Linked DNA regions of Homo sapiens: region 2 is linked to region 1. Evidence: read pairs that join two places in POLR2A ChIA-PET (ENCODE). Cell type or tissue: Caco-2. All regions are shown on one strand. Each heading gives the region's core, and the rest is flanking DNA. Links, peaks and the distances in the headings are about the cores only.

The links. ChIA-PET counts read pairs that join two places held together with the same protein. Peaks named below come from ENCODE experiments on the same cell type or tissue, not always from the same donor. Only the 100,000 strongest peaks of a DNase experiment are listed, where the experiment ranks them.
Region 2: POLR2A ChIA-PET joins it to region 1 with 5 read pairs; 2 of 35 experiments call an interaction of 5 or more read pairs at or near these places.

What each region holds. Positions count from the first base shown.
Region 1 is chr22:42,281,449-42,285,826 of GRCh38, reverse strand. It overlaps a transcript of TCF20 not described here. Among named protein-coding and RNA genes, the nearest start is that of TCF20, 13 kb to the right of the region's middle. RefSeq lists enhancers at 1,909-2,758, 2,759-3,609. In Caco-2, for the core only: no CTCF peak of the experiment used is centred there; DNase peaks (open chromatin) are centred at 1,666, 2,246, 2,652 and 3,420; H3K4me3 peaks cover 1,330 bases.
Region 2 is chr22:42,496,471-42,500,848 of GRCh38, reverse strand. It overlaps the pseudogene SERHL. Among named protein-coding and RNA genes, the nearest start is that of RRP7A, 21 kb to the left of the region's middle. RefSeq lists silencers at 423-472, 493-862, 1,772-2,066 and enhancers at 1,063-1,564, 1,650-2,170. In Caco-2, for the core only: no CTCF peak of the experiment used is centred there; DNase peaks (open chromatin) are centred at 612 and 1,978.

The DNA.
Region 1 (4,378 bases), core at 203-4,202:
GAGAACAGCATGTGCAAAGGCCCAGAGGCAAGAGAGAGCATGGTTTGTTTAAAGAACTGGGTGCGGTGGCTCACACCTTTAATCCTAGCACTTTGGATGGCTGAGGTGGGAGGATCACTTGAGCCCATGAGTTCGAGACCAGCTTAGGCAACATAGTGAGACCCTATCCCTACAAAAAAAATAAAATAATAATAAAATAAAATAAAAATAAAAACCAAAGAGCACAGAATGAAGGCGTTTGTTCTAGGTTTCTTCACTGGCATTTCCAGTTGCAGTCTTTGAGTAGTAGTTTATCTAGAAGGGCTGCGGAATGCCTCCTGTGGATTCTGTACCATGTTAGGTCCTAAATGCAGACGCAGCCCTTGGTAGGGGCAGGGACTGGTGCGCTGCTCGGAGGGGGTCCCAAGGACCGAGGCGGGAATACTAGCTCCAGGATTAGGGAAGGGCCAGGAGGAATGGAAGTACTTTATAGTCGGTGGGAGCTGCCTTGTGTCCTTGCCTGTAACCCTGACATCCTAGATATGGGAAGGATGAAATGAGATAACCAGGACCTGGCGCTTAGTAGGCCCTCACCAGGTGCCAGGCACAGAAGCTCAGTGGCAGGCGTGTGCCAAGTTTGGGGCAGCCAGTGGTCAGCAGCCCAGCTGCCCCGTGGCACCAGGGAAGAGGGGAAGGGCCCTGCCGTGGAGTAGGCAGAGCAGGGCCTGGAGGGGCCCTGGGCCAGGGGCCTCAGGCTGAAGCGAGCATGGCCGAGTGAAGTGCATGGCCTCTCACTGGAGGGCAGAGGCTGGAACACTGGACAGGGAAGTCCCCACCAGGCCAAGGATGGCTTGAACAGCTACGGAGTAGGCGGCTCAGGTCAAGGATCTGGCCACGGCCCAGAGTCCAGGCACTGGACACTTGGGTCTCTGTTGTGTCCCAATGCTTCCTGGGCCTTGGTTTCCCCATCTTGACACGGGGCGTTGGTGCTTACCTCTCAGGCATTGCCATGGGGTAGGAAGGGGGTGTGAAGCGCCTGTGCTGGGCTTGCAGGTAGTAGGTGCTCAGCCCCTCGGAACGGACGCTGCTGTTGTACACAGAGAAACAGAGCCAGGACCCCAGGCCAGGCCTCCTCTTGCTGTGGCCTCCCTGAGATGGGACTTGGGACAAAAGGTGGTCGGGACTGCCATGCCCTGCCCTTTCCAAGCCCACCTTTGTAGGGGGCAGCCAGGGCTCACTCCAGTGGCCCATGAAGGCTTTAGCCCTGGAGCTGCCCAGCTAGCCCTTCAGGCTCTGGGCCACTTTGCTGGCCTCACATCCCAGCTCACCTTCCTGCTCTGCAGCCTCAGAGATGCCCTTCCCTTTCTGAGCCTTGCCAGGTAAAATGCAGCCCTCTCTGGTCCTCGTGACGACCACCTAAGGTGCTGGGTGCAAATCCCCAGCACACAGTAGGTGCTCTATGAACGGTCACACTTGCCTTTACCCCACAGTCTCCAAGCACAGCAGTGAGCTGCGATTCTCACCTGTGGTGGGCGTTGGCCCCTTTTAAGCCATTTACTCTGGGGCCAATTATAAATAGACACATAATCGCCCCTATCTATAGAGATAAGACATACTCTTCAGATGAGCCCGCCCCTCCCCTGCCCCCCTCCACGCTGGCACGCGCTCTCCGCAGTTGAAGGCGAGGGGGGATCGGGTGCTCCCCTCCCTCCTCCATCCATCCATCCCTCCTCCCCGCTGCTCCTCCATCTCCACCCTGCAGAGGTGAGATCGGCAGGGGCCGTGATGTCAGAGGCTCAGCTGATGTCACCGCCCCGGCCCTGTGACTTCACTTGCCGGCTTGGGCAGGAGGAGCCGCGAGGAGGCTGAGAGCCGAGAAACTGCCCCCCTTTCCTTTTCCTTCTCCTTTTTTCCCTTTCCCCTCCTCCCCCGCCTCGGCTCAGGAGTTGTTTTCCTCCCCCGTGGTCGCCGGGCTGGCAAGGGGTCTGGGGCAAGGGCCAGGGAAGGATGCGGCTGCAAAGGTAACGGTGTGCGCGGTGCCTCTCCCGCGGTCGTGAAAGTTTGCTCTGGCGTGCGAGGCGTGCCCGCCGGGTGCTCCGCCGCGCCGCGCTGCCCTGGCCCGAGGCTCCCCGGGGGCGGGCAGGGGCCGCGCCGGGCCAGGGCAGGGCTGGGCAGGGGCCTCCCGGGCGGCCTTTACTGCCTTGTCCCCATCAAAGGCCGCAGCTGCTCGAGTGGCGGCTGTAGCTTTGAAACTGCCATAAAGAGCGATGGAGGGCGGGGAGGCGGGGGATGTTCAGAGCAGTGCCCAGGAGGGTGGCCGGGAGAGGAGGGGCCCGAGGGGGCTGCTCGGGGAGCGCGGCAGCAGCAGGGGCGTGAAGGGCAGGGCCCCGGGTCACAGTCCCAGGGGCCGAGTGCCCGCCCCCGTCCCCTCCGGTCCAGATCCAGCCGCGCCCCCGTCCCCTCCGGTCCAGATCCAGCCGCCGTGCGCAGCCAGCCCGGGTGTGAGGGTGCAGAGCGGCGGGGGGTTGGGGCTGGCTGCTCCCTCTCCCCCCCTCCACTATTTCCAGGCATGTTCTTCCACCTCCAGCAGGCCATTTGTCAGTGGTGATGCGGGACAAAGGAGGGGCAGTGGGTGGTCTGCTGCGAGTTGGGCGATGGGCACGGAGCGAGGGCCGAGAGAAACGCCAACAATGAAGAGGCAGATCGAGGGCTTTGCTCATTCAGGCTGTCGAGGGAGCCGTCATTTTGTGTTAGCGTGTGTGTGTCTGAGGTGGGAGGAGGAAGAGAGCGGAGAATGACAGGAGAAGGATTATGACATTGTGTTGTCTCTGTTTGTGGTAAATGCAAATTTGGCACCAGTGGTTTCCCGGGAAAAGGAGCAGCAAGTAACCCAGGCCGAGGCCCTGGCCCAGACCCACGGAGGGAGCCCGTGCTGGGCGGCGTGGGGCTTTATTTGGCCCTCCCTTTTTTTCTATCTGGCGTGTGCTTCTTGCATTTATTTTACAGTGAAGAGCTGGAGACAGACAGGCCGGCGAGGCAGGAGGAGCCGGCCCCCTCCTCCCAGGCATGGCAGCCCCTCCTCAGCTCACCCCGGAGGAGGCCTGGGCAGCTCTCCCAACCCCCAGGCGCTGTCCCAGCTCTCCGGCCTCCCTCCCAGGTCTCTGCCCCCAGCCAGGGTCACCGTTCCATCATTCTCTTAGCCTGGGCAGCCTGAGGTCTCTGAAGGCTACTTCTGCCCGCAGCTGCTTCCCAAGCGTGACCAGAGACCGAGAACCTGGGACCGAGGCTGGGATGGGGCTTTGCAGAACGAAGGCCAGGGCTGGGCGCTCCCCCGGCTACAGTGCTGGCCTGGCTGGCCTGGAGGTTGGCAAACAGCTCTGCAGCCAGGGGCTGTTAGCACAGCCTCCTGGACCTTGACTCCTCTGACGGGCCCATGAGGGCAAGGGAGCTTGAGCCTGCCCTGGGCCAGGAAGCGGCCATGGTACAAGTCTCTGGGCTGCCACAGGGCTCAGGCAGGTGCAGTGACATGGGCGCAGGTGGTCAGTGTGTTTACAGCAGGCCTCCAGAGAGGGCATGGTGGAGTGAGTTTTACCAGGGCCAGGCCGTAGCTCAGGCCCTAGCAGAGACTGTGAGTTCTAAGCTGAGAAGCCAGGGCAGGAACCATCTACAGGCAGAAGGTCAGGGGAAGGCTGTGGCTCTCCTTCCAGTCTCCCTTCCCCTGGAGCTGGTCCCTAACCTGACGTCACCACCTCCTCTTTTCTGGTCAAGTCTTCTGGTCTCAATTCACTTCCTCCAGGAAGCCTTCCCTGTCCTTCTCTCAGGTGGACTTGGGTCCTGTGCCTGGCCCACCTTCTTTGCCCTCTCACAGTCCTGACCACACAGACGTGGGTCTGTCTCCCTGTTAGGCCTTTGGGTGCAGAGCCTGGGTGACCATCCTTGGTTACAGGGACACTTAAGGCCTCCCCTCTGCACTCCTGGCACCTGCCCAGAGCTGGGCATAGAGGAGCCCTGTTCCTAGAGCTCAGAGGAACACACCCAGACTCAGACCCCCCAGGAAGTGGGACCACCAGGATGGAACAGCTGCCCTCTCCCCATGTCCTAGACGGTGTGATGGGCTCACTTCCTTTGGGCAAACTCACCCCAAGGGGTTTTTTCCCCACAGAAATCTTTTCCCTGAGTACCCCTGTGAGGTCTGACAGGGAAATCAAGAGAGGCTTCACAGAGGAGGTGGCATTTGAAGGCCTTGAAGAGTGAGTAGGAGTTTGCCGTGCTAAGGCAGGAGAGGGTGTACCATCAGAGGGAAGTGCAAGAACAGCGCATCCAAGGTGTAAGAGGCGGGTTGCACTCTGTGGCTGAAGCCGTTGGAAGGGAAGAGTGGGGAGAGGCGGCGACAGTGGAA
Region 2 (4,378 bases), core at 246-4,245, 210 kb before region 1:
GGAGCTGCGACACCCAGAAGGGCGACGCGGTCGGTGAACCCTCCACTCCATCCGCCCTCCTCCACAGTCCCAACCAGGTGGGTGGGCAATGGGGCGCTCGCGCGAGGCCTCCCCGTCCCATCTAAGTCTAAGGCGACCTGGTGAGTCTAAGGCGACCTGGTGCGGCGTTCTCAGCCATCGCTCTCGTCTGGCGAATGCGCGGCCGTCACACCCTCACGCCTGCCTAGGTAGCAGGAGGGGAGTGTATCCTGCAGTTCCAGGCCCTGCTTCTAGGCTGTTCCGCCCCGCCCCGCCCCGCCCCAGTCAGGCCACACCTCCACGCCTCACGCCCCGCCTTCGCCCCGCCTTTCCACCGCCATCTCTGCGCCCTGGCAGGACCCATCCCGAGGGCCGCCGGCCCCACCCCTAGGCGGCCCCACCCCTAGGCCGCCCCGCCCCACCCCTAGGCCGCCCCGCCCCACCCCAGGCAAGCCCCGCAACTCCAGCAGTCCCCGCAACTCCAGCCGTCCCCGCCCCCATTCAGAAGGCCCCGCCTTCCCACCGCCCTGCCAGAGCCCCGGCGGGCCCTGTGCCCAGGGCCGCTGGCTCCACCCCAGGAAGGCCCCGGCTCCACCCCCGGAAGGCCTCCGCCCCACCTGCCAGGCCCCGCCCTCACCCGCCAGGCCCCGCCTTCCCACTACCCCATCCGCTCCCACTGGCTGGAACCTAGCAGGGTCCCGACCACTGGGCAGTCCTGTAATTATAGTCACGCGCGACCACGCCCGACTAATTTTGTATTTTTAGTAGAGACAGGGTTTCTCCATGTTGGTCAGGCTGGTCTCGAACTCTCAACATCCGGTGGTGAGCCCGCCTCGGCCTCCCAAAATGCTGGGATTACAGGTGTGAGCCACCCAACCCGGCCTGGTCAAACTAACTTTTAAGTATAAAAATAGCAGATTGTCAGGCCGGACGCAGTGGCTCACGCCTGTAATTCCAACACTTTGGAAGGCCAAAGCAGGCAGATCACTTGAGGTCAGGAGTTCAAGACCAGCCTGGTCAAAATGGCTAAACTGCGTCTCTACTGAAAATAGAAAAACAGCTGGGCGTGGTGGTGCACGCTTGCAATTTCAGCTACTCAGGAGGCTGAGGCAGGAGAATCGCTCGAACTTGGGGGATGGAGGTTGCAGTGGGCCCAGATCGCGGCAGTGCACTCCAGCCTGGGTGACAGAGTGAGTTAAAAAGAAAAAAAAAATAGCAGATTCTCACCAATGTGCAGGAACCCAGAGAATATTGTTCCCAAAGCCTTTCCTGAGGAATTACTAGAAAATAAGCTTCAGACAACCAACGAGACTAAAAAGACATTGACATTAGCCTGGTGTGAACATTAAAGATATATTTACATGGAGAACCAAGAGAAGATGAGGAGTAAAAAGGAGAGGATGGAGTGTAATGGTTACATTCGCCAACAACATAGACAAAGTACAGCTATAAATAGGGGGAGAAAATGGTGTGGGCATATCTTTAAAGTGTGTGTGTGTGTGTGTGTGTGTGTGTGTGTGTGTGTTTTGTTTTTTGTTTTTTGGCCAGGGACGGTGGCTCAGGCTTGTAGTCTCAGCACTTTGGGAGGCCAAGGCAGGTGGGTGGCTTGAGGTCAGGAGTTCGAGACCAGCCTGGCCGATGTGGCGCAACTTCATTGTAGGGAGACCCCCTGAAACTATTGCTATGGAATAAAAGATGAAATGCTCCTGATTATTGTAAATACAAAATTGCATGCAGGATTGTGTAAAGACAATGCCAGGTTGGACTGCCAGAATGAGCCAATAGCACGTGATGTGCTTCCCCCTGCAGAGAGCCTATGAATGGACTTGCAGTCAGGGAAGTTTCACATCACCAAGATTCGTATCCCAGCAAAGCAGATGTTCATAGCTCTGGGAATGGAATGCGACCCTTGTGGAGAGCCTATAAATGGACGCATAGGGGGTGCCTGTCCATATGGATAAGATAGGGCTATAAACGCCCTCATCTTGCCGTGGCTCTTCTAGGCCTCTTTAGGGTTAAGGCATACTCCCTTCTGAGAATTTCTGGTCTAACCGGTTGTCTAGCTTCCTGTTTCCATGGATTGTTTGTAACCAGCTTTTGTTGCAGTTTTTACTACTGATTAAAATCTTGCTAATCATAGGTTATGGAAAGACTGTGTTTCTGTTTTAAGGCTCTGTTAGAAATTACTGACGCACACACTATGTTGTAAATTCTTATCTCTGTATACTATACTTCTACATACAAATGTACTGTACTTCTACATACAAATGTTATGTTAAAGAATTGCTTCATCCCCATGTGACCATCTCACCTCATAATCAAATGACCCTAAATCCCTCACTAACCTACCCCCGACCTCACTAAACTTAATAATAAATGCTGGTATATCCCGTGCATTGTTGGCACTGAGGGACCAGAAGGCAGTGACCCCCCTGGACCCAGCTTTCACTATCTTGTGTGTGTCTATTATTTCTCAACCTGCCAATCCGCTTGGGAACAAAGAGAGAGCCCCGTTGCATTGCAGGCTGCTGGCCAGATCCTGCAATACTTCATCTCTACTAAAATACAAAAATTAGCCAGGTGTGGTGGTGGGCGCCTGTAATCCCAGTTACTTGGGAGGCTGGGGCAGGAGAATCACTTGAACCCAGGAGGTAGAGGTTGCAGTGAGCTGAGATCACACCATTGCACTCCAGCCTGGGTGACAGAGCAAGACTCCGTCTCAAAGAAAAAAAAAAGTAATAATAATACTAAAGTAAAATAAAATGTTTTGGAACTGTTTTTAGTGATCATATGGACTGGTAATGTTATATTTTTATTCTAAGAATGTTTTCGAACATGGGACAAAGCAATTAGTAATTATGTGATATTCAAATTCTATCATCCCCAGTGGCCAGAGAACTGAATTCTTGGTGTAGGGAAAAGGAGTTACAGATGTGAAATAGAAGAGAATGAGTAACATCTTGTCTCCTGAATTTGAATCAGAAGTATCAGTATGTTTCATGAGGCATCTTATCTTAAAAAAAATACACAAATTCACATATACATATACACACACACACAAACACCTTGTAGCTGTGTACTTAGAAAGAGTCTTAACAAAAACATAAAAAGCTTAATCTGATTAACACTCTAGATGCAATGATCAATTTACAGGAGGAAAAAATGAAACCTGTTAACCTATACCACAGGAATGTAACCAGCAAAATCCAGACTATGGGAAGCGATACAAATTAACCATCCCAAATTTTTCAATAAAAAATTGAGAGAGAATAAAGAGATGCAGGGGGAATCTATAGATTGAAAGAGACTCTTAAAAGCAGGCAGTACTAACTATAATATTTAGGGAGACTATATTAATTTTCTATGCTGTGCAACAAGTTACTACAAATTTAGCAGATTTTTTTCTTTTTTTTTGAGATGGAGCCTCATACTGTTGCCAGGCAGTGGTGCAATCCTGGCTCACTGCAAACTCTGCCTCCTGGGTTCAAGCGATTCTCCTGCCTCAGCCTCCCGAGTAGCTTGGAATGACAGGCATGCGCCACCACGTCCAGCTAATTTTGTATATTTAGTAGAGACGAGGTTTCACCATGTTAGCCAGGCTGATCTCGAACTCCCGACCTTAGGTGATCAGCCCGCCTTGGTCTCCTAAAGTGCTGGGATTGCAGGCGCAAGCCACTGCGCCCGGCCCTTTTTTTTTTTTTTTTTTTTTTTTAAGACAGAGTTTCACTCTTGTTGCCCAGGCTAGAGTGCAGTGGCAGGATCTCGGCCCACTGCAACCTCCGCCTTCTGGTTTTCACGCGATTCTTCTGCCTCAGCCTCCCGGGTAGCTGGGATTACAGGTGCCCACCACCACGCCCGGCTAATTTTTTTGTATTTTTTAGTAGAGACGGGGCTTCATCATGTTGGCCAGGCTGGTCTTGAACTCCTGACCTCGTGAGCCGCCTGCCTCGGCCTCCAAAGTGCTGGGATTACAGGCATGAGCCACTGTGCCCAGCTGTTTTTTTTTTCTCTTTCTTTCTTTCTTTCCTTCCTTCCTTCCTTCCTTCTTTCCTTCTTTCCTTCTTTCTTTCTTTCTTTCTTAAGAGACAAGATCACCCAGGCTAGGGTGCCGTGGAGCAGTCATGGCTCACTGCAGCCTTGAACTCCTGGGCTCAAGCCATCCTCTTGCCTCAGCCTCCTGAGTAGCTGGGACTACAGGCACACACCATTACACCAAATTCAGTAGCTTCAAATAACACACATTGTTAGCTCACAATTGGGTAGGACTGTAATGGATTGAATTGTGACTTGTTCTCCCCACTAAATTCACATGTTGAAGTTCCAACTCCTACTACCTCAGAATGTCATCTTATCTGGGGAT